Linked DNA regions of Mus musculus: regions 1, 2, 3 and 4 are each linked to region 5. The links are chromatin loops, found by intact Hi-C in ENCODE. Cell type or tissue: heart. All regions are shown on one strand. Region 1 overlaps Igf1r (insulin-like growth factor I receptor). Region 2 overlaps 4833412C05Rik (RIKEN cDNA 4833412C05 gene). Region 3 holds the start of 4833412C05Rik (RIKEN cDNA 4833412C05 gene). Region 4 overlaps Fam169b (family with sequence similarity 169, member B). Region 5 overlaps Fam169b (family with sequence similarity 169, member B).

Region 1 (5,000 bases), 230 kb after region 5:
CTGAATTCCAGGCATCAGAATTCTACTGAGAGGGAAGAGAGACAGACAGACAGCTTTCACTCTGGCCTAGAGTGCAGAGAAAACTACTACTTTCTGTGGGAAGAAAAGTCAGTCAACCACAGGAATCACAGAAGGATCCATCACAAGAGGACGCCACTGTCCCTTAAGCAGAGACAGGACTGAGAAGAACAAAGGTACTACTGGGACAGAATATGGAGAGGTCAGCTTGAGGAAGTGCTCTAGCAAATGGCATCAAGGAGGCCATTTCCCCAACTGGAGAGAGACCTCAGATCCTCACCACAGGAGCCAGGTAGCACTGTGGTACGCACACATACCATGTGTGTACTGATGTGGTGGGAGACACAGGCAGAGGTGGCAGGGTGAAATCAGGTCAAGAAGAACTGAGAGCCAGGCCGGGGCCACTGCTCTGCCCTGCTTATGAAAGCCAGGGGATTAAGTCAAGACTTCACTCGTGATTCAAAAAGTTATCTGAAGACATGGCGGGAAGTACAGCTAGGTCTCACCACCCCTCCCCCTCCCCCCCAGCTCTGCATGCTCAACTGAGGACGTGCCACTTGGCACGCTGGCACTCTCCTACAGGAAAACATACTTTGGCTATTCAGACGTGACTTCCTGGCACTCGGAAGCTGTTGGCATGGAAAAATTAACAGGCTGACTTGGCCAGGGAGGAACGGTTAACACAAATCACCAGGAAAAGATGAGCCCTGAGCAAGCGGGAGGTTTGAGGGAAGGGTCACGGAAAAAAGAAGGGGTAAGACACATTTGTCAGGAGTCCCAGGCTGGTACCAAGCCCACTGCATGACAAAGGTCATTGAGCCCTCACAGCCATACACAGACATCACGGCTTTCCTTTCAGGCAGTGGACAAGGAGGCTAACGGAGGTGAACTTACTTGGCCTGGATGAGGCAGCTAATAAGGGACAGGAGCTGGTACACACATCATCACAACATTCTTCATTACGGTCTCTTTCTGCCTTCAACCCCTTGCCCAGTTTGTAACTTCATAAGGTGGGGTAATGATGCCAGGAACTTTGTAGCCCTGAGGCAGAACTCTGCCCCAGCTGTGGCCTTCGTAACCTCCCCTTACTACAAGCGACACAGCCACCTCCACTCAAATCCTGACGACAGCTCAGTATATAACGGTAGCGTGTTACATACTAACTTGGTCATTTTGGGGAAAGCTGCTTGTGTGTGTAAAGGGGGGGGGGTGGTTTGGGGCTTGGGATCAAACAAATGAGTAAGTAGGAAAAAAGACCAACCATCCACTGAGATCCTAACCAGGCTTTCATAACTTAAGACTGGAGTCTTCCACAAACTCACACAGGTAGCCATAGAAGCTACTCCTGGAAATCCAATCCTGGCCAGAACATGCTAGGGCCACCCACATTCCTACCTGCAGCAACCTTCCTTTCTCCCTCAGCATCAACCCTAAGATCCTCCAGGGCTCTGTAGCTCAGTAACTTTGCAGGGTGTTAAGTCTAGAGGAGCCCAGAGGTCCGTGGCCTCCCATGTGGGGGTTACAATTCCTACAACCTTAAATCCTGTAAAGCGTGCCCACAAGGTCCTTCAGCTTCTCGCCAGAACTTCCAAACCTTGCCTTTACACTTAACAAAGCTTCCTACTAAATATCTACACCAAATTTCCGTACATTAGTTTTTCTTTCTGCTTGTGAAAGGGGTGGTGGTGGTGGTGAAACTAGTCAAGATCGGATATCCTCTGCAATACCAGCTTCTAGAAAAGAGCGTTTTTGAATGGGATGCCACGTGCTGTGTTTTGCCATATTGCCTGCGCTTCCTGCTTGGAGCCAGAGTAACAGAAACCTTGGGCACTGGGAACTGTTCCGTGCCACGCAAATTCCACTCCGTATCTTCCAGGCAACCCTGTCGCAAATAATTCATGTCCACTACGCCCCTACCACACAGAATACAACTACATTGTGCTGCTAGAAATGGGAAACCTGATTCAGATCAGAGAAGGTAGAAAAACATTTAGTTCAACACAATACTGCCTTTATGAAAAGGGGCGTGCGCCGGGTGGTGGTGTAAATCCCAAACCTGTAAGTGGGGATAGATTTCAAGACGAATTTTGGAAGAAAATGCAGAATCAAAATAGCATCCAGCTTGACTCAGACCAGTAATAATAATAACAACAACAAAAACCCAGCCAGTCCTTCTAGAGCTACGCCTGTTTAGGCTGCGCGGTGCTCTTAATGGCCAGCCAGCCTGTTCTCCTGGGAAATGGTGCTGCTGCTACAGCGTGACTTGCTTTGCGTGCTGCAATAAAAGGAAAACAAGCTTGCACGACCCAATAGCTTCCTTCAGTTTGTGCCTAGCAGCGGGGAGAAAATTAAAAAAAAAAAAAAAAAAAGCCTGAAAAGGGGTCCTGAGGCAAGGTGAATGGAGGACAGGATCCTAGAGAACAGCACTGCCCTGCAGGATTTTTGTAAACAGCAGCCTGTAATGGCCACGGTTAGAGAAAGAAAAACAGACATGGAGGGAAGCGTGTTTACAACTGCAGCAAGGGCGGGAGGCGGAGGGAGGGATTCCCCGGCTCTGCGCTCGGCCCTCTTCACTCCGGTGGGGCCCCGGGGTTGGGCTGAGCTTCAGCTCCCCACCCCAATCCGTGCTTTCTTGGGGGGCCCCCCATCTTGTTTATGGGAAGGTTACTCCTCCTCGGCTCTGGTGATCGCGTCCCTAATACTCCAGCTGCATCCTTGCGGGATGCCAGCTTGACTGACAAGTCCTGCAGCCAATCGCTGGTTGGGCCCTTAGGAAAGGTGGAATTTCCCAACAAACTGATTGGCTGAGAGAGAGGGCGGGCCCTGGTGATTGGCGTGTTATTCCGAGTAGAAAGTAGTAAACAACCTTGGTCCAGGGGCGGTGGGGAGGGCGCCCGGTGCCAGCTCCCTCTGGCTGGCAGGGCGGGGTGGGGAAGCACCCGAGACAAAAGGAATCCTGGCTGCCACAGCGGGGAGGGCAGGAAGGGGGTGGCCCCAAAAGTCAGCACCTGGAGGCGTCGTTTGGAGCCCCCCCCCCCCCCCCCCCGAGCCAGAACTGCTGACTTTAAGCCACACATCGTTTTTTTGTTTTGTGCAGAACCTCAAAGGTTTTGTTTCCATCATTTTCACTTCTTGTATGGCTGACGAAGTCTCCAATGGAATGATAACCGATTTAGTCGCTTTTGTCCAGAAGCCCCTTCCTCACCGTCGAATAAAAATTTAAAATTGTCTTTTACGAAAGTTGCTTTAAATCACACACTAAAATTGTTGCACTATACAATACGCCATTAATGGCATGCTGGTGCACCAGACACACAGCTACATCTTTTGATAGCAAGTTTTAGGAGCTCTGAGCCTATTGGGAGCAGCTGGGATGGAGAACATACACAAAAAGAAACAACACATGACGGCGTTGGGACCACTTGATAAGAAATAAGCGGTTAACTTGCCTTGCCCATAGTATTTCTGGCAGTCTCACTTGAATCTCCCATTCCCTCACTCCAGCTTCACCATCCTTACAGGACCCCAGGCGGAGGAAACCATCTGCTCTTAGGATGGGGGGCTCTGCTCACCCCGCACATAAACATGCTCACAAGTCGCTATCCTGAGCAAGCCTCCTCAATGTAAAAGGGGACCAGGAGGCCAGCCAAGCCGGCTCTCTCCACTTCAATGCTTGTTGAATATACAGAGACCACGTTGTCACTTTTCACAATCAAGATATATCGGTATCACGATATATCGATAACGGGTACTTTATAGGAGATAACAGTGCAAACTGGCCACCTGGCATTCTCCTTTGCCATTCTAGTCCCTCACCTCTGCTATCTCCTATGGAGCCTGCCACAAGCAACCCCAGTAAATGTTCACCCCAAGTCACCTTTGCTGTATAAAACATGGATTTAGGCTTTCCTTGGTCCTTGCAGCCTGGCATCAGACCCCAAACCAGTAGCTACTTTCATTGTAGGCACCCTCCCTCTGGACACTTTGTTCTGTTCCCAGGTCCCTGCCCAGACCACACACATCATTTTACTCAACGTTGGTTTTTATGCTTTCTAGACTTTACCTCTGCCTGCCCAGGAGAGGCCACTGTTCTCCACCGTTCTCCCTGGCCCAGCTACCCCACTTCTTGCAGAAGACTGAAATTTGTTTTCTTAGCACTAAGTCTCTGATAGGGCTTTAATGCTGTATTTAGACTCCACTCCTACGTTAAGACCCTGAACTTCCTGAGGCCTGGAATGGTATTATCTTCAGATTTGGGTCTTCAGTGGAGATGGGCTTCTACTAAAGTGCCCGCTGCAAACTTGCCAAATATTTCTAGGATTCTTCCCTAGCATCCTGAGTATGCCTACCCCTGAAAATCTTTCCTTACACACGTGCAATTAATGTGTTTTCTCTGCTGGGTCAACAACTCTGTTTTCTCTACTTGGCAAATTTCCACTCTGCCTAAAATCACTTCCTCTCTTGGCATACCTTTCACAACCTCCCACCAACTACACTGTGTACCAAGAGCAGAGAGGTCTCTTTCCGTTCTTACTTCTCTGGCCAGAATTAGCTACAAAACTAGAACTAGCATGGTTTGTTGGTAAAGGAAGAGCGGAGAGGCAAAATTTCAGAAGTGGTATCACCTGTACATCTGCATAACCAACCCATTGCCATCTGTAGGGGTGAAGCAGCGCCATGCTCCGTTTGTGGCTGTGATGGTCTCCCCCTGCTTTCTGTCTGAAGGCCTCTGTCTCTGAGGTGGATTCTTACTCCCCCCTCCATCTCAATCAGAGATCTCCTCCTGGCTCTTATGCTATCAACTCTGCACATCCCCGATTCCTTTCCACCATGACACTGAACTGTCATCTCCTTTTCTATCTGACCAGTCACTGACTTGCTCACAGTTTAGTCTGTCCGCCATACAGCCATATCCAGTGTTCTAAGAATTGTGGGGTTCCACAGCTGGGGCTCAGTCTCTGCTTACGCCCTCATGTGACATC
Region 2 (5,000 bases), 570 kb after region 5:
TCAACAGCTCCCAGATAAGGCTCCTCTCGGTAGGCAGGTTGCTCTGAGCATCTTTTGCATCCACCTTCTAAGGCTGGGATTACAGGCAGGCCAGGTATTTACAAAGCTTTCTAGGGATCCGGACTCAGATCTGCACACGTGTGTGGGAAGCGCTTTAACCACTGAGCTATCTCCCTGACTCCACTCTCTCCTTTCTGTACAGTCTGGGATGCATACCCAAGGAGTGGTCTTTCTACAGCTGATGTAATCAAGACAATCCCCTCGGGCATTCTCACCCGCTGGTCTTTCAGGAGCTTCTAAAGTCTGTCAAGTTGCTGATTAGCATTAGCACTCACAGACTTCAACTCTAGAGGGCCTGTGGGCTGCTCTCAGAGCTGGTGAAGCAGACAGAAGTACCATAGCCAACGGGAGCCTTGAAAGCACCTGCACCTGCATGGTGGAGGAGCAAGGGACAGGACACGGCAGGCACAGCATTCACCCTGTCTCTTAGGAGAAATGAGTCTCTCTTCTGCTCACTGGAGCATCTAGCATGGTGAAAGCCCAGGTTCCAGTCTGAGGTCCCCAAAGTCCATTTGGCATCGTTTGGACCTCAGAGGCAGTGGCCGAATGTGCTGTGGTAGACAGACTCCAGCTAGTCTTGCTCACACTTGATTTTATAGCCTCACCGTCTTTCTGTTGCGTTTTCATCTGTGGTTTGCCATTGCTTTTAACTGACCTTCAAACATCACTTGACTCCGTGCATTTTACATTCCCAAGCTGGGGGCTAGGTACAAAATCAGGCTAAAGACATTCTCTGCTCAGAAGTTCTTGATAAAGCCACAAGGCCAGTATCTGGAGAAGGGGCGCTGAAAGTTGAACAAGGAATTGTGTCACATGAGTGTGATGGTTAGTCTGGTCAACTTGATTAGACTGATATGCACCTATGAGATTTGTAGCTCTCACTCCTGGGTGTGTTTGCAAAGGGCTCAGAGACAAGCAGAGCCTAAGGGCTGTGACCTACTGGGTGGTTTCATCTGTGCATAGACTCGGAGTTTTAATAACTCATAAGGAAATGGTAGACTGCAGAAAATGGTCCTGCTGGAGGAAGTGGGGTGTTGGGGACATACCTTCTGAGAGTGGCTTTCTGTGTTACTCTCTGCTTCCTGAATACTACAAGGAGATCCACTGTCTTCTACTGTTCCCTGCTTTGTGATGGGCCCCCAAACAACAGAACCATCCAACTGTGAGTTAAAACTGGGTCCAGTAGCCAGAGAGAATTCTCCCTTCCTTAAGTCTTTCTTTCAATTATTTTATTGCAGCATCGAAACACTGAGCAACATGGTAAGTTTGGAAAGCTTTGCAAAGCATCACCCTCTTTTGTGTGACCTCGAGGCTCTGAGAAAGTCCTACGGGAAAAGGCTTTTGTTTAACAGTCTCACCCAGGAAATTCCAGACTTATTTGACACTGGGACTTTTGGTAGCAACTTGCCTTTATTAACATCCCAGGGAACTAGAATTCTGTGGCAGACATTGGGACAATGCTATTGGGTTGCCAACCAGTGCATTGGTGACTTGACCTGAGCAAGAGGGAGCTAACTCACCACCCAGCCATCACCCACTGATTGGAGCTAGGCTGAAGCTTAGCCTTGCTGGTTTTCCTGACGGAACCCGCACCAGCAGCCGGCTTGAGTCTCCAATTTGCTTACGGCCTTGTGGACTCCTCAGCTTCCATAAATCCATTATCCAATCCTTGCAATCAATTAATTATTCACATTCTACTGGTTCTGTTTTCTCTGGAGAATCCTGTCTAATTGGATTTTGGTAGAAAGGTCCACCAGGCCTTAAGGTTCAGGCTAACCAGTGAACAGACAGCCATGAAGATTGTCTCGTGTCCTGCTTGTTGCTCTCCGGCTTGGAGATGGAGCCTACATCAGTCAGGAGTGCTCTGACTTCAGAATACAGAAGTTACACAATCTGCCAAAATGAATATGTTATAAATTTCGATGGGGAAAAAAAATCCAAATGGCAGAAACACCGATAGAGTGATTACGCTTCGTTTTAGAGCTAATTTTTATACAAAAATTGTCTTGAAGTTGTTTCTCTGGACTTTGCCCATAATCGTTGCATGTTGAGTTCTTACAGGGAATCAGCAGATGGCTCTTTAATGAACCAACAGTGCACGACCAAGAAGTGTGGAGGCTGGTGTTTATTTTCAGATCAAAGGGAGAAAAATTAAGCCCAGAGGTGCTTGTTTTCCGGAAAAATCACACTCTTGTGTGTTAGGGTGACAGAAATCTTCTTGATTTCACAATTTTCTCCTACCCGCCCCATTTACTCCCACACTAATCTGAATCTATAAATAGGGTTTAAATATTGCTCTTCTGAGGCTGGGCGTGTTGCTCGGTGGTAGAGCGATTCACTTAGCTTGCAAGAGGCCCCGAGTTTGATTCCCGGATGAGCCAAAGTCAGCGATAAATACATAGTGCCTCTTGCCTATTTGCAACAAGGCGAACTAGCTACTTTTAATTAAAAGGTTTCCAAAAAGCCTCACTCCGAATAAAGGGTGCGGCCTTTCCATAAAGAACGCCTTGCTGTAATTTACACCCAAGAAAAAGATGTAGGCCAGGAAGAAGAAAGGAACCGTCTCGCTTTGACCGCAGAAAAAGCCAGGGTTAAAACAATCCGATGGGTTTGTACCTTTCCTTTCACCTTTGTGGGCCCCTCAGAACTTGATGCCAGCCAACGCGGTGAGGCCAAGCCTGCAGAATACTTGCTCTGGAATCTGCTCTGCTCTCTCTCCTAGCTTCCTGCTTGCCCACGGAACAGTTATTGGAAAACACCTGGTATTGAAATGCTATCGTGTGGACAATCCGCCATCTAGTGGCCTGAGAGAGAATTGCAAAAACAGCTTTCGGGGGTTATTTGCCAAAAGTGGCCTTCAGACCAAAGTTATTTATGCCAATAATTCTTAGGCTTTGCTTCACATTATAACGTCTCAGGGAGCTTGTAAAAGTCTGATGCCAAGGCTACACCCGCATACCAACTAAGTCGGAATTCCTGGGAATTGCAATGGGTCGTGCTTGTGAGCTGCGATCTTTGCAACCAAAGCAGTTGATTAAAACAAAGAAAGTGTCAGGCAGTCTCGTGTGTTTCTGTGAGATACTGTGTGTGCTGATTTCTTCTCCCTTCTCTCTCCCCCAACTTTTATTTTCAGACAAGATCTCATGTGTCCTGGGCTGTTCCTGAGTTCCTGATAGTCTTGCCTCCACCAGACCCTCCCCTACCGCCCACTCATTGCTAGAATTATAGGTGTGTGCCACAATGCATGGTTTTGATATCCTCCCTCCCTCCCTCCTCCCTCCCTCCCTTCCTCTTTTTCTTTTTCTTTCATCTTTAAAAATGGGACCAATATACATAATACTAGATTGTTGGCAAGCACAAACTTGAAGTTTGACTCCTTGGAGTGTCAAACATGTGCTTTAGCTAAACATATCTGCCATGGGGACCTTTGATGACTGGTTCCATGAAACACTGGATCATTGTATATAACACACCATGAGAATCGCTGTGTGTTATGGTTTGAATGTAAAATGTGGACCCCTGTCCCACCCTCCTTGTATGACTCAGTCCTCAGACAGTGGTGCAACTTACGTTGGCTCTGGAACTTTTACAGCCAGAGGTCTAGTTGGCATAGGACCAAGTACCATCTGGGCAGAGCTACATCTGGGCAGAGCTACATCTGGGCAGAGCTATAGAGGTATAGCACACAGCTTCTTGACCTACAGGGCTGTAAGGAACTCATGCTTCAGGTTTCCACCACTCCAGTCTGGTGTCTAGAACTGATGGATGGCTGCCTGATGCCTGTACCCCTTAAAGTGTGAATTGAAATACATCTCCCCTCCCCTCTGTTGCTTTAGCTGGGTATCTTAACACAGTAGTGAGAAAGCTAACTGCACACAATGAATCACTTAGTCCTGACCTGACTACACAATAGATTCTATTTAGATGAATTTTATTAGGAGTCTATAACATTACCTTTCACTTGCTTTTTTTTTTATGTTCTTTTTTTTTTTAATTTTTTATTAGGTATTTAGCTCATTTACATTTCCAATGCTATACCAAAAGTCCCCCATACCCACCCACTCCCACTCCCCTACCCACCCACTCACCCTTTTTGACCCTGGCATTCCCCTGTACTGGGGCATATAAAGTTTGCGTGTCCAATGGGCCTCTCTTTGCAGTGATGGCCGACTAGGCCATCTTTTGATACATATGCAGCTAGAGTCAAGAGCTCCGGGGTACTGGTTAGTTCATAATGTTGTTCCACCTATAGGGTTGCAGATCCCTTTAGCTCCTTGGGTACTTTCTCTAGCTCCTCCATTGGGAGCCCTGTGATCCATCCATTAGCTGACTGTGAGCATCCACTTCTGTGTTTGCTAGGCCCCCGCATAGTCTCACAAGAGACAGCTACATCTGGGTCCTTTCGATAAAATCTTGCTAGTGTATGCAATGGTGTCAGCATTTGGATGCTGATTATGGGGTGGATCCCTGGATATGGCAGTCTCTACATGGTCCATCCTTTCATCTCAGCTCCAAACTTTGTCTCTGTAACTCCTTCCAAGGGTGTTTTGTTCCCACTTCTAAGGAGGGTCACTTGCTTTTTAAAAAAGATTTATTTTTATTTTTAAATTACATCTAGGTGTGTCTGCACACGAGAGATCAAGTACCCACAGAGGCAGGAGTCATCAGATTTTCCTGAGCTGGGGCTGTGGGCAGTTTGAGCTGTCCGATGTGGGGGTGGGGGAACTAGGCATTCTCTAGATTCTCTTGACTGTTGGGTCATCACTCTAGCCCTTTAATTTTGAATTTTTTGAAATGTATCTTTTTATTACATTTACTTACTTTGTATGTGTGTGCATGTGTGTGTGTGTGTGTGTGTGTGTGTAACATGTGCATGCACACACATATACTGTGGTAGGTATGTAGAAGTCAGAACAAAGGAGGAAGTTATTTCTCTTATT
Region 3 (5,000 bases), 550 kb after region 5:
CCCCACCCCCCATCCCCCACGCGCCAAGTTCATCACTGGGCACCACTGCCCTTCCAAACAAGGATCATCCTTAAGAGGATGGTAATTCAACCTACCTCAAGGCATGCACAGAGGGCAGAATCCAGGCAACCGAACAGAACCAAATCAAGACTTGAGGACTAGCTTATGGTGGGATCAACCTCAGAATGAAGAGCAGAACAAGCCAACACTTGAGTTGGCCGGCACACATAGGAAGGGACAAGCCATGCTGTCATGGTGCAGGCAAACCACAACTGCTCCTGATATAGGGACTGGGTTCTGGGATGTCACAACCAACCTAGACAGCCAGTGAGAGTGCTGTCATTCAAGCTGGCTCCAGAGAGGAGCAGAGGATCCTTCAAGGAGAGCCAGGCTGACCTCCTGTGACATAAAACAGAAATGCCACAGAGGCCACTGAAGGCAGTCACGAGCCTGTGCAATTGGAGGTTTGGTGAACCATCTGGCTATCAGTGGAGTTTTGAATGACTGTAACCAATAAAACAAAGACTGTGGAGCAGCCTGTTCCTGGATAGCCTTTCGGGAACTCCCCACACACGCACGCACTTACTATGTGGCATGCTGAGTGAATTCTTAGAAACCAGGAACCCACCCAAATTAATAGGAACAGCTTCAAAACTGTCTCACGGAAAATAAAGATGTTCCTTGGATTTAATCTTGTTCGCACAGACTTTAAGATAAAAGAGAGGAAGGGGAAGAAGCAGAAGAGGAAGAAGGAAAATCTCAATGTGTGAGATTGCTGTATAATCCCAGCACTGGGGGACAGACAGACAGACTGCTGGGGCTTGCTGATCAACCTAAGGGAATATAGGTGGGCAGCGCCTGAGAAAGGAAACTGAACTTGTCCACTGCCCTCCACTAGAACATGTCCCCACATATATACATGCAACACATACAAAGAAATGCAACCAGGTACCGTAGGATGTAAGGCAAGCATGAACCTGTCACCCCAATAATTTTCAAAAGTTGTCCATAATTGTGTGACTCAGAAAACTGATGTCTTCCCAGGTGAAGAAACCCAAAGTGGGAGGTCATTAGGGTCCCTGTCAGGAGGCAGATGGGGAAGAGCTTAGACTTGTCGGCTTCTCTTTGGAGCCATCAACAACCAAGCAACAAGAACCGGTGCTGCAGACTGACCACCTAGGAGCCATTTTGGAGGTCAGTGAAAGTCCAGGAAGAGGGTCTACTGTTGATCCATCTTTAAAACGTCTCTGTGCTCTGTTTTGAATGCAATTTACCCATTTTATGCTTTGCCTCCATGTATGTATGGGCACCACATGCATGCTTGGCACCTGAGGCGATTGGAAGAAGACATCGCTTGGAACTGGAGTTGCAGATGGTGGAGAATCACCTTGTGTATGCTGGGAATCCAGCCTGGGTCACCTACAAGAGCTGCAAGTGTTCTTAACCACTACAGCCCAAATCTTGGCGTTTTGTTTTTGTTTTTGTTTTTGTTTTGAGACAGAATGTAATTATATAGCCCTGACTGGCCCTCTAGGCTCAAACTCACTAAGCCCCCTGCTTCCTGAGTGCTGGGATGAAAGGCAAGTGTTAAAGTGTTGGGAGGCCACTATGCCCTGCCAGCTCCCTGTGATACCCCTGGGCTTTACCTGGAGGAGTCACTGGAAGGGGCGGCGGCAAGGGTGGGGGTGGGGGGCGTGCGTGCGTGCGTGCGTGTGTGTGTGTGTGTGTGTGTGTGTGTGTGTGTGTGTGTGTGTGTGTGTGTGGCAGTTCTCAATCACTGAAACAAACATTGGCTTTGGGGAACCAGCATTGTCCATTACTGTTGGGGTGACCAGAGCCTTTCTAACCTCAAGATAAAATGGTGGCAATTGTTCTCTTGCAGGAAGGTGTAGGAAAGGAACCAGCCACGTGGCGGTTCGAACTTAAAAACTCTTCGGGCCACAAGGAGGAAAGTGGGTCGCTTCACACCCCCAGGCTCACGGAGAGGCAGGAAGAGCAAGGAGGAGGCGGGGGGGGGGGGGTAGAGAGGAGATTGAGAGGAAAAAGGATGGGCAAGAAAGCGAATCTCCCAGCTGGTGCAGAGCCCCACACGGTGCCTTACTGACACACATCCAGAGATTCGAGTCCCCTGAACCCGCGTGGGTGACTTTGAAGCAGATTCCCGCCTGGCACAGCGCACTCTCCAGCCGCTCACGTGAAATCCATCAAGGCAAAGTCACACCCTACAGCCAGAGCAATTCGGGAAGCTTGACTCTCCCACAAACAAGGTATTGGGCTCTTTCCTCCCCATTCCCTTCCTCTGAAGCTTAGCTTCTCCCTCCGCATCACTGTCCACGTGCGGACTCATAAGGCGCCCACCCCCATCCGGGCGGGTCCCCACCCTAGGGCATTGGATCCTGCGGGTTGTTTACCAGCTGGCCATCTCCCCAGACCCTGCGCGGTGCCGCCACCTGCCGGTGGGAGACTGAACTGCACCCGCGGGTGCGGGCCAGCAACTGCGGGCTGATGACCCAACGCCGCAGGCATCCGAGGATAACCTTTCCCCTTTCTTTCCAAGACCAAATAAGGGGGCTCTTGCCTCTGTGAGCTGTGCCTGTGGCGGTTAAGCCAAGGGGCGTGGAAAGGAGGATCCCAGAACGAGGCTGACAGTCAGCTAAACAACCCACTACATTGTTCCCTCCCCACATGGCCTCCTCCCTGCTCCCCGGCAGTCCCCACATGCAGCAGCAGACTAGTGGGTAGAACTGCAGGGGTATGGAGACATCCCGAACTTCAGCAGCAGCAGTCCCAGCACCCCGCCCCCAACCTCAGGCATGAAGAGCAAGGTACCTGCAGTAGCTTACTCCTGGGTGTTGCCCAAGCTCAGGACCCTCGGGCCTGGGGGTCAGTAGGGCTGAGAGAAGCCTCAGACCTTGGGGAGGGGCGAGAGAGGTGACACTTGTAGAGGAGCTAGACAGGGCTGTCAGACCTCTGAACCTTGGCATCACCCACACAGAGGGAGTCACAGTGGCTGACAGTGTTCAGTAACCACAGAAACCAAGATTTGACCTATATTTTCAAACATGGCCTCGACTCCAGCTTCCCCTCCTTGAAATCGTAGTGAAAGCGTCTGACTTGACTTGTTATGAATGCTCCTCTTGCTTTAGATTCCAGAAGGCCACCCAGAAGGCAAATCAAGAAACCTCACTAGATGGTTTGTGGATAACGGGAGGGTCCTGATGGGTTCCAGGAAGGAGTCAGAGGCTCTCCTCGTTCACTACCTCTTACCGATCACAGTGGTGACTAGATGATTGCGCTCATGTATGTGCTTTTTGACTGTGTGCACTTTGGGTGTTTTGAGTGATGAAACAGAGGGGAGCAAACCAACACTTTGGTCAGGATGACAGAGTGCTTATAGCCTGTCCGATCCGAGCCTTGATTGAGCGCTCCCTGGGTGCTAACCACTGTTCTGAATATCCCACATCATTACCATCTGCAGGTACCTCTGCTACGGGGAAGGACCACGCCTTCAGAAACACAGCCTTCCTCCTACCACCCAGCCAGGTCACTAACTGGATTCAGGCTCAGGCCTTGGGGTTCCAGAGTGTATATACCCTTGACCCAAACCCTAAATGTTCATTAATAGGGATTTGATTCGTTTACTGTACACCCATGTAATGGAATCGTCTTTGGCTGCTTAAATGGGATGTAGACTAGGAATAATTGTCAGAGGCCAAATATCCACCACACACTGTTAAATGGACACAGCAGGGAGTCAACAGCGTGTATAAGTGGATCTTGTCCTGTGGCTGTTCAGAGGGGACTCATGGCAGCACTAAACTGTGGGCCTTGGTGGGTGGCGGAACTTTAGGTGGCTAATTTTACAGGGATGCTTTCTTCCTTCATTGCTGAGCTCTTTGTGATCCACTGTCAAGGCCGTGAATAAATCCCCCACAAAGTCTTCCCTGATCCCCCGAATTGGACACTAACGACCCCCGTGTCCCTCTGGTGTGGGAACTTGCGTGGGATGGTTTCTTAGTTACATAAGCTCTCGGCTCTATTGCCAGCTGAACTGATGACTTTGGAAGGGAGACATGAGCGGTGTCTCCGGTTTCCATGTTTCCTTTGTATCCTCTGTGGGATTCAAATATTTACCTATAGTTTGGCGTCACCCAGTGCTGATGGGAGGACCCAGTGAAGAATTAATTCCATAATTAGTTGTTTGATGTTGGCCTTCTTTTAGTTCAATAAGTTCCCAAGGACAGAGACATGCTTTTCCTAGTCAGCTACATGTCCTGACACTAGGTCTGCCATAGCACACAGCCTGTAGGTACTCCATATAGGTTTACTATGCAAATGAGCATAGCCCTTCGTCTTAAGGAAGCAAAATGGGAGGGTTCTCTATGTCCAGATGTACTATCAAATAATTAAGCATCTCTACAAGGCAGAGACTCTTAGTAGGAACTGGTTCTGGCTAGCAGGGCAGAAAGGGACAGTTTGGAACTGACAAGAAGGCAGAAGAGGCTTTAAAAACTGGGCAGGAAACAAAGGAAATCAAGCTGAAGGAAGACCTAGTCAGAGATACTAGGAAATAGCAGCTGGTTCCAGCACCCCTGAGCACCGTTCCCTGCTCCCACAGATGTTGCCAATGTATCCAGATGCTGCTGCAGTGGCAGATCCTGGCTTGTCACTGCCTTTTGGATCCTTTACCTGAGACTCCTGGTGTCCAGTGAAATCAGCTGGCTAAAGCCAGAGCCATGTACCTAGTGATGTACTGGCTGGTACTTAATCTGCATGCCAACAGGAAAAGCCCTGTATCCTAGCATCTACTGCCCCTGCTGAAAACATCCCTGTCACGGCTGATTTTCATCTGTCAATCACTTAGCCACCAGCTCAAGAGATTCCTGAGGCTTGAAAGGTTGGTGCTGTTGGGCTGATGAGTCATTCTCTGGTGTCTCCCTGTGTAGGGCATGCCAGCCAACCCCCTCCAGAGAAAACACATATCCACATCTCAACACAAT
Region 4 (5,000 bases), 55 kb after region 5:
TTGTTTGGTTGGTTGGTTTGGTTTGCTTTGGTTTTTTGTTTTGTTTTGTTTTGTTTTTCCAAGACAGAGTTTTTCTGTATAGCTCTGGCTGTCCTGGAACTCTATAGACCAGGCTGGCCTTGAACTCAGAAATCAGCCTGCCTCTGTCTCCCAAGTGCTGGGATCAATAAAGGCGTGCGCCACCACCGCCTGGCCCAACAAGGCTCGCTTGCCAGCAGTCTCCATGCCTCTGCCTAAGGCACAATTGACTATGCTTACGTCTCTCTCCAGAGGACTCACTCCATGAAGCAGAAACCTGCCACAGATAGTCTCTCCATAATTTGAGAGAGGGTAAATGAGTCACAGACCAAACTGTCGCCGTCAGAAACGACCCCCACCCAACTGTCACTCTGCAAAAACCGAGCCCTTCCGTGCTCTAGCTGAAGGCCTTTGGCAAGTCACTTGAGCAGTGTGAGGCCCTTGTTTGTTACATTTGGAGAAGAAAATGGCCCTTTCATTCCACAAGGTCATGGGAATGTCCCAATAGTGTCCTAGCCAGTGCCCACAGCTCTGGAACGTCTGTTAATGGGAATAGCAAGAGTGAGCCCCAAAGCAGCTCTGGGTAGGGACTGTGGTCAGAGATATGCAAAATGATTCATGTCTCAAAAGAGATAAATAAGAATGGACCGCTGCATCCCTAGACATTGAAAATCCCCATATATTGTATACCACAAAATCAAGATTCCCGTTTTTAAAATCCAGGGTTCACTGGGCAGTAGTGGCATGTATCTTTAATCCCAGCACTTGGGAGGCAAAGGCAAGCAGATCTCTGTTGGTTTTGGGACCAGCCTGGTCTATATTTCAAGTTCCAGGATAGTGAGGGATACACAGAAGCGCTGTCTCAAAACAAACAAAAAAACAAAACAAAACTACAACAACAACAAAATCAGGCTCTATGTGCAGCTTGGTCATAGACACCATATCCATTAATAACTACCAGCACGGGGCTGGAGAGTTGACTCTATTAAGAGCACTAGCTGCTCTTCCAGAGGACACCAGGTTCAATTCCTAGCACCCACATAGCATCTCACAACTGTCTGTAACTCCAGTTCCAGGGACTCTGACTCCCTCACACAGGCAGACATGCAGGTAAAACACCAATGCTCATAAATGAACAAATCAATTAAAAAAAAAAAAAGCTACCAACCTGTCTTTGTGTCCTGGGGATTAACCAAACCCAGTATTTTATGTTGAGGTTCATCACGGTATATCGTGCAAAAACAAAGAGATGAAGTCTCAAGTCTGACCTAAAAAAAAAAAAAAAAAAAAAGGCAAATGAAATTACTGTTCTGCTCTCTCACGTCACTGAGGCAGGGGAATGACTTGCAATTACTCAGCCAAGTGCTCACAGAAGGAGCCCTGTTAGCAGGATGCAGGAAGAGCAGAGAAGAAAGCTTTAGCCACCCTGGATATGGTCTTGCGTTCTCTCTCTCTCTCTCTCTTTCTCTCTTTCTCTCTCTCTCTCTCTCTCTTTCTCTCTCTCTCTCTGACTCCTTCTCCATCCTGGACCTCCATAGACCTCAACCTGCAAGGCTGACAGCCTCACTCCACCTCACACAGACAACTATGGTGCCGTTCTCATCTTCTCGAGAGCCCTGGTAGCCTGGAGTAGATTGAGCCCAGGCTGTACCCCCCCCCCATAGATGTTCCTGCTGTCTGTGACCCTGGTACCAGCTCTGAAAGCAGCCTTGAAAATGTGTCCTCTGTCTGAGCCCTCCAGGCTCAGTCCTGTCCTTAAGCCCAAAGACTCAGTCCCAGGAGGTTTTGCTAGTCATCGGGAGGAAACAGATCACCTCTGAGGGCCACATCTAAGGCCCTCTTTGTAAACATCCAACCCTCTGCTCCCAGCTCCTGACACAAGAAGGCCAATACATTCCATGACCAACTTTGTTTTGAAAACTGAGACTATAGGAAAATTAGAGAAGAATGTGCAGCTGGGCCAGGCAGGCAGGTTCTTGTAAAAAGTTTACAGCGGACCACCACCGTTATAGAGAACTGTTTCCTGGCAAATCCCGGGGGGTGGGGGTGGGGGCGTGGGGGGTGGTAAGGACTGGCAACTATCTTGGGACCTCCCTCTTTTTTTCGGAGTGACCTATCCCAGGTTTTTTAAAGCAGGCAAAAATCTCAGCATTTGAAATGATGGGGAAGGAAGATTGCAAGTTCTTGAGCCAGTCTGGGCTACACAGCAAAACCCTGGCTCAAAAAATAAATAAATAAATAAATAAATAAACAAATAAATAAATAAATAAAAATGCACGTGGAAAGGAAAAATGTAAAAATAAAGAAACACATTAACATGTTTTTAGCAGTTAACCCCACATGGCTTTGCTCCCTCCGTCTTTCGTTGTAGCCCTTAAACACCATACAAATGAACATGTGCGTTTTTTAAACCAGAAAAAAAAAAATCAGCAAGTATTTTAAATGCAACGTCAAGACAAGAAAAAAATTAATTGTGAAACAAAGAAAGTCAAGACATGTTGCCTCCTCAAACCACTTCCTCGTCGTTCCTTTCAGCCAGAGAATCTTTGGATAGCAAAAGTCCCTGCCGTGTCGGCTGCGAGGAGGCTCACTCCTGGTGAGCAGGATTCAGTGTGCCAAATAGCACCCTGCTCCCTGCCCCTGTCCCTGCCCCTGTGTCCCTACTCACTGCTAAATAGTAGAGATCCAAATAATGGGTTTCACCTAGCTCCCTTCTCTTTAGGAAAGGAGGAAGGAAGAAGTCATGTTGGCATGTCATCTCACCTTCAAACATCTTCATGTCAGCAACTTTCTGTTTCTGTTAGTAACCTTAGCCTTATCCCTTCGATGAGCATGCTGCACGTTGGGGTTTATTTTCCTAAGTTATTCATAAGTATGAGTGTTGTAACAGCAGATTGTGGAAGCTGTGTCCAAAAACAAACAAACAAACGAAAAAACCTGGGGACACAGCTCTTCTTGCATCTCTCAAGCTCCCCCTGGCCACCAGCACCCAGCGATCAGTGTCCGATGGAGCCCTGTGTCTTTCTCCTACATCACCACTAGGGGGCGCTAAGAGCACACAAGGTCAGCAAGCGCCCACTGGGGCTCAACAGCTTGAGGTCCCCCACTGGAGGGGTATTCTTCTAAGAGGGACTTGCCTGTTAGCTCCGGACCTCCAAAATCTCAAGGAAGCCATGGTTTATAACTGCATATGCCGCTGTTTTCGTTAACTCTGGTACAAAAAGACGTCCCTCTACTAGCTCTGCCTGCCAGCCAGATCACAACCATTTCTGGCAGGAGTGAAATGATCCACACTTAAAACAAATGTGGATACTGCCTACTGTGAGGAAAACAGTCTTAGACAGTCGGGGTTGGAAGAGGGCACAGCCAGGGAAGTGCAAACTTGGTAAGCAGGAGGGCCTGAGTTTACTCCCACCATAGCATACACAAAAAGACAGGTAACGAAAAACCAAACAAAAAACAAAAAACAAACCACAGCTGGGCAGTGGTGGCGCACGCCTTTAATCCTAGCACTTGGGAGGCAGAGGCAGGTGGATTTCTGAGTTCGAGGCCACCCTGGTCTAAAAAGTGAGTTCCAGGACAGCCAGGGCTATACAGAGAAACCTTGTCTCAAAAAACAAAAACAAACAAACAAAAAAGGACAGATAAGATGCGCTGGGGAAATAGTGAGAGACCTTGTCTCAAAACACAAATCGGATTGTATATTGTATATAAATGCACTCTGAGGTTGTCCTCGAGATTCATGCATGTGTACATACGCAGGCACACACATAACACATATTTTTAAATCTTGCCACAATCCCAACGAATAAAATTTCTAGTTTTCTGTGTGTCCTCTTGCAGAACCTATTCACAATGCACAGAACCTCAGCAACACAAAAATATTGTAAGTGACACAGCTTCACTCCACGTCAAATGTCAGAACTGAATCAAACCTTGGAGGGCAGACATGAGCTACTCCCTCCCTTTAAAATGAAGAAACTGAGATTCAGCTGAGCATACACAAGCTCATTTAATCCTCATGCCAGCCCCACAAGGAAAGTGGTGCAATGCCCTGAATTCAGTGAGAACATCAAGATAAGAGAGGAGAAAACCCTTGAGAACCGAGCTCGTCCGTGATAGAAATGGGATTCCCACAGGTTATCTGGCCCACAGCTCACCAACTGGACCCACCAACAATATAAATAAAGACACGGAAACTCTTACACATTTTAAAGCTTAAGCCTTTAACTTGGGCTCAGTCCCAGCTATGCTAACCTGACTAATTCTGGCTTACATCCCACCCCACGGCCAGTCCTGCTAGATCCACACTCAGAACTTCAGATTTCTAGTGAAGGGTTTCCTTGAATGGCCCATCACCAGTCTGATAATTAATAAATATTCATCCTTCTGTACCTGCTGATTGGCTTTAACAAAGATCTGCCAGCCAATAGTAAAGCAGGAAGCGGAGGGCGGAACTTCCGGGCAGAGAAAGGGCTCTGGGAGAGGAAATCAGAAGCGAGAGATTCAGCCAGATGTGGTGGTGGATGGAGAATTCAGAGAACAAGAGATGTAGACCTGGCTATGCGGTAGGACGTAGGCCAGAATTAGTCAGGTTAGAATAGCTGGGAAAGAGCCCAAGTTAAAAGCCTAAGCTTTAAAATATATAAAGAATTTCTGGGTCTTTATTTATAGAGCTGGGGGGCGGGGGAGTTCGGGTAAGTACCTTTATACGAATTCTTTCGTATTCCCTCCAGAAGTTTCGTTTAATCAGTGTGTTGGTCTTTGTTCTTCTAAATCTGAGATGTTGTTTCTATGACATCTCTCTTTCTAAGTTAGATTGGGCAGAGCCCTCCTCTAAGAAAAGTTAAACATACCTGCTCCCCAGTGGAAAGGGAGATAACCTCTGCTGAGGTCTGGGCTCCTTCCCTGAGCATCTCATAGTAAGCCTCGGCTGCTGCCTGATAGCCCTCCGCGTCATCCTCCAGGATGTCCACAGGGTA
Region 5 (5,000 bases):
CCCGTGTGCTAGAGTGAAGCTCCTCGCAGAAGCTACAGGTTACTAAATGAGAACCCAAATGACAGTGTTGGGCTACTTCCCTGTGAGATACAGGACAGGGACGCACCAGAGGCTCCAGAACAGGCCACCGCACTGTGACCAGTTGCCCACCAGAACTACAAGACAAGGTCCTACTGCTGGCTAAAAGACAAAGGGGGATCAAGCTGCAACTGGGGGCTTCTTCCCTTGCTGGTCAGCCCCCATGCTGCGAGAAAGCACAAGCGGCACAGGCTGTCATGGACTGTCCTCGGCACCCATTGTCACTCACAGGTAAGGCAGGACAGAGCCACTGATAGAATTGTCCCAAGTTTGCTACAGCCAAACTTATGGCTGCACGTGAGGCTGGCCCTACAGAGAGAAATCCACACCTTGCAGTGTAAGCCTGCTCGAAAGCCAGTGGCCAGGGTGGGTCGCAGGCCCCCTGTAGGGAAGCAACTACTGTTGCTTTATGAAATGGACATGATGTGCCTGTTAGAGTACCATCGAGTAGCCAAACATGGCAGTGCACACCTCTAATCCCAGCTCCAAGGAGGCAGAGACGGGTGGATCTCTGTGAATTCAAGGCCAAGCTGGTCTATACAGAGAGACCCTGTCTTGAGAAAAGGGAACTTAAAAAATATATTTATTTATATATAAAAATATATTTAATATATACTATATCCCTCCCTGAGGACTTATAGACAGATACTGATTGAAGAAAGAGGTAAGATGTTTTCTTCAGTGGTATAGCAGGAAGAGGTAAGGAGAAGAGAGAGGGTCAATGGGAGGGGGAGGGGGGAATTAGAGGGTAACAGGGCAATGACTGTGGTGAAAATACATTATACACAAGTAGGAAGTGTCATAATAGAACTCAGTGAATATGGTTGATATATGCCAATGTATTTTTTTAAGTTGGCATTCTGCCTTTGAGTGTGCAGCCATACATGCACACACACATACACATACACACACACACACACATTCACAGTCACACACATTCATACACACATTCACACTCACACACATATATACACACACATACATACACACATACACACACACTTATATATACACACACATACACACACATTCATACACATACACACATTCATACACACACATATATACACATTCACACTCACATTCATACACACACACATATACACACATACACACATATATACACACATACACATTCACACACACACATTCATACACACACCACACACACACACATACATACACACATTCATACACACACATATACACACACATACATACACACATACATACATACACATATACCACACACACACATACACACATATGCACAATACACACACACACACACACACACACACACACACACACACACATACACACCCCTTCAAATACTCCAGACTCCAGCTGCTTCCTCTGAAAGGGCCAACTTTTTTCTTTTTACCCATGTACAGCTTTCAAAGACGACCCGAGACTTACGGGACTATCTTCTGCTTCTGTGGAGTCTCCTATCCCAGAAATCACTGCTTAACAGAATGAGCCATGTTCCTTCACACGGACAAGAGTTAGGTTTTAGAGTTGACCCTTTAAGGATTTCAGAGCGATCACCCAGTATGCATACGGGCTGGCTTCAGGGAAAACACCAAATCTTATCAAATATTGAGCACCAAGCTACTAAGAAAGACTTGGTGACCTGATTTCCCCTCAAGACCCCCATCATGCCGGAGGATGCAAACACCCAACTTCATTCTCCTGTCAGCAGCAGACTGGGAAGGCATCGGGAAAAGAGCAAGGTAGATTTGCTTTGCTTTTGTTCTACGTGAGATGCTGGTCTGCAGCCAGATTTAAGACTCAGATCTTTCACTAATTCTCTAACCATATGAGGGTCAGACTCCTAGTTTCCTTCCGACTTCATGAGTGCTTGTCTGTCTGAGAGATGAAATTACCAAAACGAAATGCCTAATTATAAAGATCTCTTCTTATCTCATCCCTCTATCCCCGAGACTGGGAAGCTTTTAAGCACCAATCAACATCCGTATGGTCCACTGCTAGGGAGGAGCCTAGAGCCCAGGTGTCCAAGGAGCTGGGAGCTGCGAGGCAGTCACTAAGAAAGGCAAGATGATTGCTGAGGACACGGAAAGGCAGTGGAATGGTAGATTGCTACTGTACCTTGTGGCTTTCTCCATGATTAAACTGTGTGGGTCCATCCTCCTGAGAAGCCTGCCCGGGAGTGTCCGTGTCCTCTTCAGAACATTTAGGGTGCACGGTGCTCCCTAAACAAGAGAACAGGATAAGCGAACCCCTCCCCACACATCGATGCTGAGGCCCCACTTCATTCTCATGATCTCCACTTTGATCTTTGCTACACTGGTCTCCTCTGAGGACAGCTGCAAGGTGTCAGGGGACATAAAGGGGTAGGCAATTCAGTGGTGGGGATGTAGCTCAGCTAGGAGAGTGTTCAGCGTGCCTCACCAGCCTTGTCTACTTACTATCTAATGCCTAAGAAAGTGCCTGCCTGCACCGTAAACTGTTATCAAATGAAATAATGAAAGAATACATGGGTGGGTGGGTGGAGTAAATGAATATATTCTCAAGTTCCCACCGTCCTTTATATTTTTGTGTGCTGTGAGACAACTCATGTTAGCAAAAATCAAATGTTTACTTGCATTTCATTTCTAACCAATTAATGTCCCATGACTTTTGATACACTAATTGGAATGATGCGTATCTGGGGAACCAGACATTCAGGTACATCGGTAAGAGCCGGCTCCATTTCAGGACTGCAGTGCATAACAATGGCCACTAGAGGGAACCATAAAACCTGCCCAAAACAGCACTCGACAAAACTCTCTTCACAGTAAAAACTCAAGCAGGTTATTTAGGCTCGCCACATTCCCAGGCATACTGGATCACCATAAAATTGCTGTTGTTGTTGTACTATGTAATGTACAGCTAATGAGAACAAGCTGCAACAAGACTCGGACTCCAGTTTTCTGGCCCTCTGACTTTAGAAAAGCAGAACTCCCTTCCCACATTTCGATCTATGTACATGATCCATCCAGAGGTTTTTTTTTGTTTGTTTGGTTGGTTTGGGTTTTTCATAAGTGGAAGGAAAGCATTTTTCCCATGGATGACAAAGTGAACGTGATAAATTCATCTAGAAAAAGAAAATTAAAATGTGAAACTTCAAAGGGAAAAACTTTTGATTTCCCACCTCCAGCAACATTTTTTTCCTGCAAAAAAATTTTTTTTCCTTGTTGAGATATTCAATTTCATCCCCTCCAGTAAAGAGACTGTAGGCATGTACAGACTGACTGGGAAATCACATCAGAGGGAACTATGGTGCTATCGGTCAAGTTTCAAAGGTCTCCCATGTAACTGAGAGCAGGGAAGGGGGGAGGCATTTCCCACAAACTCCTCTCTCAAAGGGTCTGAAAAAAAAAATCTAACAATTTCCAGGGTCATTACAAGCCACAGATGTTATCAACAGCCAGGGCTATGCAAACTTTAAAAAGACCCAGCCCACAAATGGAGCCACTTCACTACACACCCACTCAAGCTTCCACACAGAGCCCAGTGACTCTCCCTTTAAAACGGGCTCACTCATGACTTTTCCAAACTCAGAAGCCATGAGTGGGGAAGAGGGAGAACCTCTGGTTCCGGTTTCATTTCCCTACACACAGAGTGGTAGAGGCCCTCTAAAACATCGCTTCTCATCCCGTCAGTCATGACCCCTTTGGAGGTGGACATCTCTTTTACAGGGGTCTCATATCAGATATCCTATGTATCATATATTTACATTATGATTCACAAGAGGAGCAAATTACAGTTACAAAGCAGCAACGAAAATAATTTTACGGTTGGGGGTCACCACAGCGTGAGAAACTGGATTTAAGGGCCGCAGCGTTAGGAAAGTTGAGAACCACTGCTCCAAAATAACAGAAATACGGGAGAGCGAGAGTTAGAACGCAGAAAATACGTTCAAAATTTTGAAAAAGGAACTCTAGGGATCACTGGCTAACTGAAGATTAAAACTAAGTGGCATGGTAAGACGCCCAAGGTAAAGAACGTTCTGGAACATTCAAGACCTGTGAAAAATTCTAGCTGGTGATCTGCAACGAAGAGGGAAGCCGATTAGAAGCAGACCCTGCCCAGCATCAGTGCCGATTTCTGATTATGTCCTGTAGCCCCTGCTTACCAGCTGGGAAAACCCCTGCAGACATCAGTGAGGTGGCTGAAGGCCTAACCACTGCACCGTACTGCCTGGGAGCCCTGAGGGTGACGCTGGAAACAAGCCAAGATTTAAAGAATGAAAAGACCCTTTAGTTTTTTTTTCTCTCAAAAACTACGGAGTCTGAGTAATCTAATTATAAGCTAATTACAAGAATGACTCTTCCTGCAAAGGACTCTGGTCCTCTCCTTTGCTATTTGAGAGTAGGAGTTGGTAACTCTCAGAGTGGATTAGCATCTGATTTCCAGATCAGCTTCCCCTGACCAGACCACACAGACTCCCAACTCTTGAAATAAACCCCGGGGGAATTCTCCGGGAGGAAGTCATCTCCCCAATTAGGCCAAAACCGCCTCCTCCCCACCCAGACCCTCTGGCCAGGCAATTTTCACATTCCAATATGCATGCACTTTTTCCACTCCCAGCCAAGAGACTGTGTAGCTGGACCCTCATTTGTGAAGCTCTGTTATAAACGTATTCGGATGGCCAGGGGCACAGGCTGGCTTCCCTTCCCTCCTAACACAGTGCCACAGGGCAAGTCATTTAACTGCATCATTTGGATCACAGTCACAGCTCTGCCCAGCTCCTTCCCTGGCACTCCTTCACCTCATTAATATCTGTAAGGAGCCATTAAGCCTTACAGCTGAAGGGTGCCGTTAAGGCAAGACCCAACACTATTATCATCAATAAGGTCTCAGGCACTTGCCTGTCACCTCCTGAGTTAAGGCAGTCACCCACCTAGAAAGGCAGCCTA

What was found. Peaks named below come from ENCODE experiments on the same cell type or tissue, not always from the same donor. Only the 100,000 strongest peaks of a DNase experiment are listed, where the experiment ranks them.
Region 1: it touches region 5 in a loop (4-fold over the local background); 2 of 42 quality-filtered maps call a loop at or near these places.
Region 2: a loop joins it to region 5, with 7 times the contacts of the local background. A loop is called at or near these places in 23 of 42 quality-filtered maps.
Region 3: it touches region 5 in a loop (5-fold over the local background); 15 of 42 quality-filtered maps call a loop at or near these places.
Region 4: it touches region 5 in a loop (4-fold over the local background); 7 of 42 quality-filtered maps call a loop at or near these places.

Annotation. Positions count from the first base shown.
Region 1 is chr7:68,126,984-68,131,983 of GRCm38, reverse strand. The region is part of intron 2 of Igf1r (insulin-like growth factor I receptor); the gene reads right to left. Among named protein-coding and RNA genes, the nearest start is that of Gm51488, 7.7 kb to the left of the region's middle. In heart, CTCF peaks have their summits at 1,928, 2,976 and 4,092; DNase peaks (open chromatin) are centred at 1,873, 2,683, 3,573 and 3,873; H3K4me3 peaks cover 2,259 bases; H3K27ac peaks cover 3,857 bases.
Region 2 is chr7:67,786,742-67,791,741 of GRCm38, reverse strand. All of the region lies in intron 1 of 4833412C05Rik (RIKEN cDNA 4833412C05 gene), which reads left to right. Among named protein-coding and RNA genes, the nearest start is that of Gm34350, 14 kb to the left of the region's middle. In heart, a CTCF peak has its summit at 2,863 (motif pointing left); a DNase peak (open chromatin) is centred at 2,851; H3K27ac peaks cover 288 bases.
Region 3 is chr7:67,801,190-67,806,189 of GRCm38, reverse strand. 4833412C05Rik (RIKEN cDNA 4833412C05 gene) reads left to right here and starts at 2,694. Exons shown (of 3, transcript NR_045954.1): 1 at 2,694-2,825. It overlaps Gm34350 (a long non-coding RNA gene), which reads right to left and starts at 3,001. Exons shown (of 3, transcript XR_391567.3): 1 at 2,830-3,001. In heart, no CTCF peak of the experiment used is centred here; a DNase peak (open chromatin) is centred at 2,489; H3K4me3 peaks cover 1,315 bases; H3K27ac peaks cover 3,135 bases.
Region 4 is chr7:68,300,838-68,305,837 of GRCm38, reverse strand. It overlaps Fam169b (family with sequence similarity 169, member B), which reads right to left. Exons shown (of 9, transcript NM_001374636.1): 2 at 4,875-5,000; 3 at 1,187-1,286. Among named protein-coding and RNA genes, the nearest start is that of Gm16157, 27 kb to the right of the region's middle. In heart, a CTCF peak has its summit at 3,064 (motif pointing right); a DNase peak (open chromatin) is centred at 3,067; H3K4me3 peaks cover 787 bases.
Region 5 is chr7:68,355,476-68,360,475 of GRCm38, reverse strand. It overlaps Fam169b (family with sequence similarity 169, member B), which reads right to left. Exons shown (of 9, transcript NM_001374636.1): 8 at 2,188-2,291. Among named protein-coding and RNA genes, the nearest start is that of Gm16158, 4.8 kb to the right of the region's middle. In heart, no CTCF peak of the experiment used is centred here; a DNase peak (open chromatin) is centred at 2,840; H3K27me3 peaks cover 1,129 bases.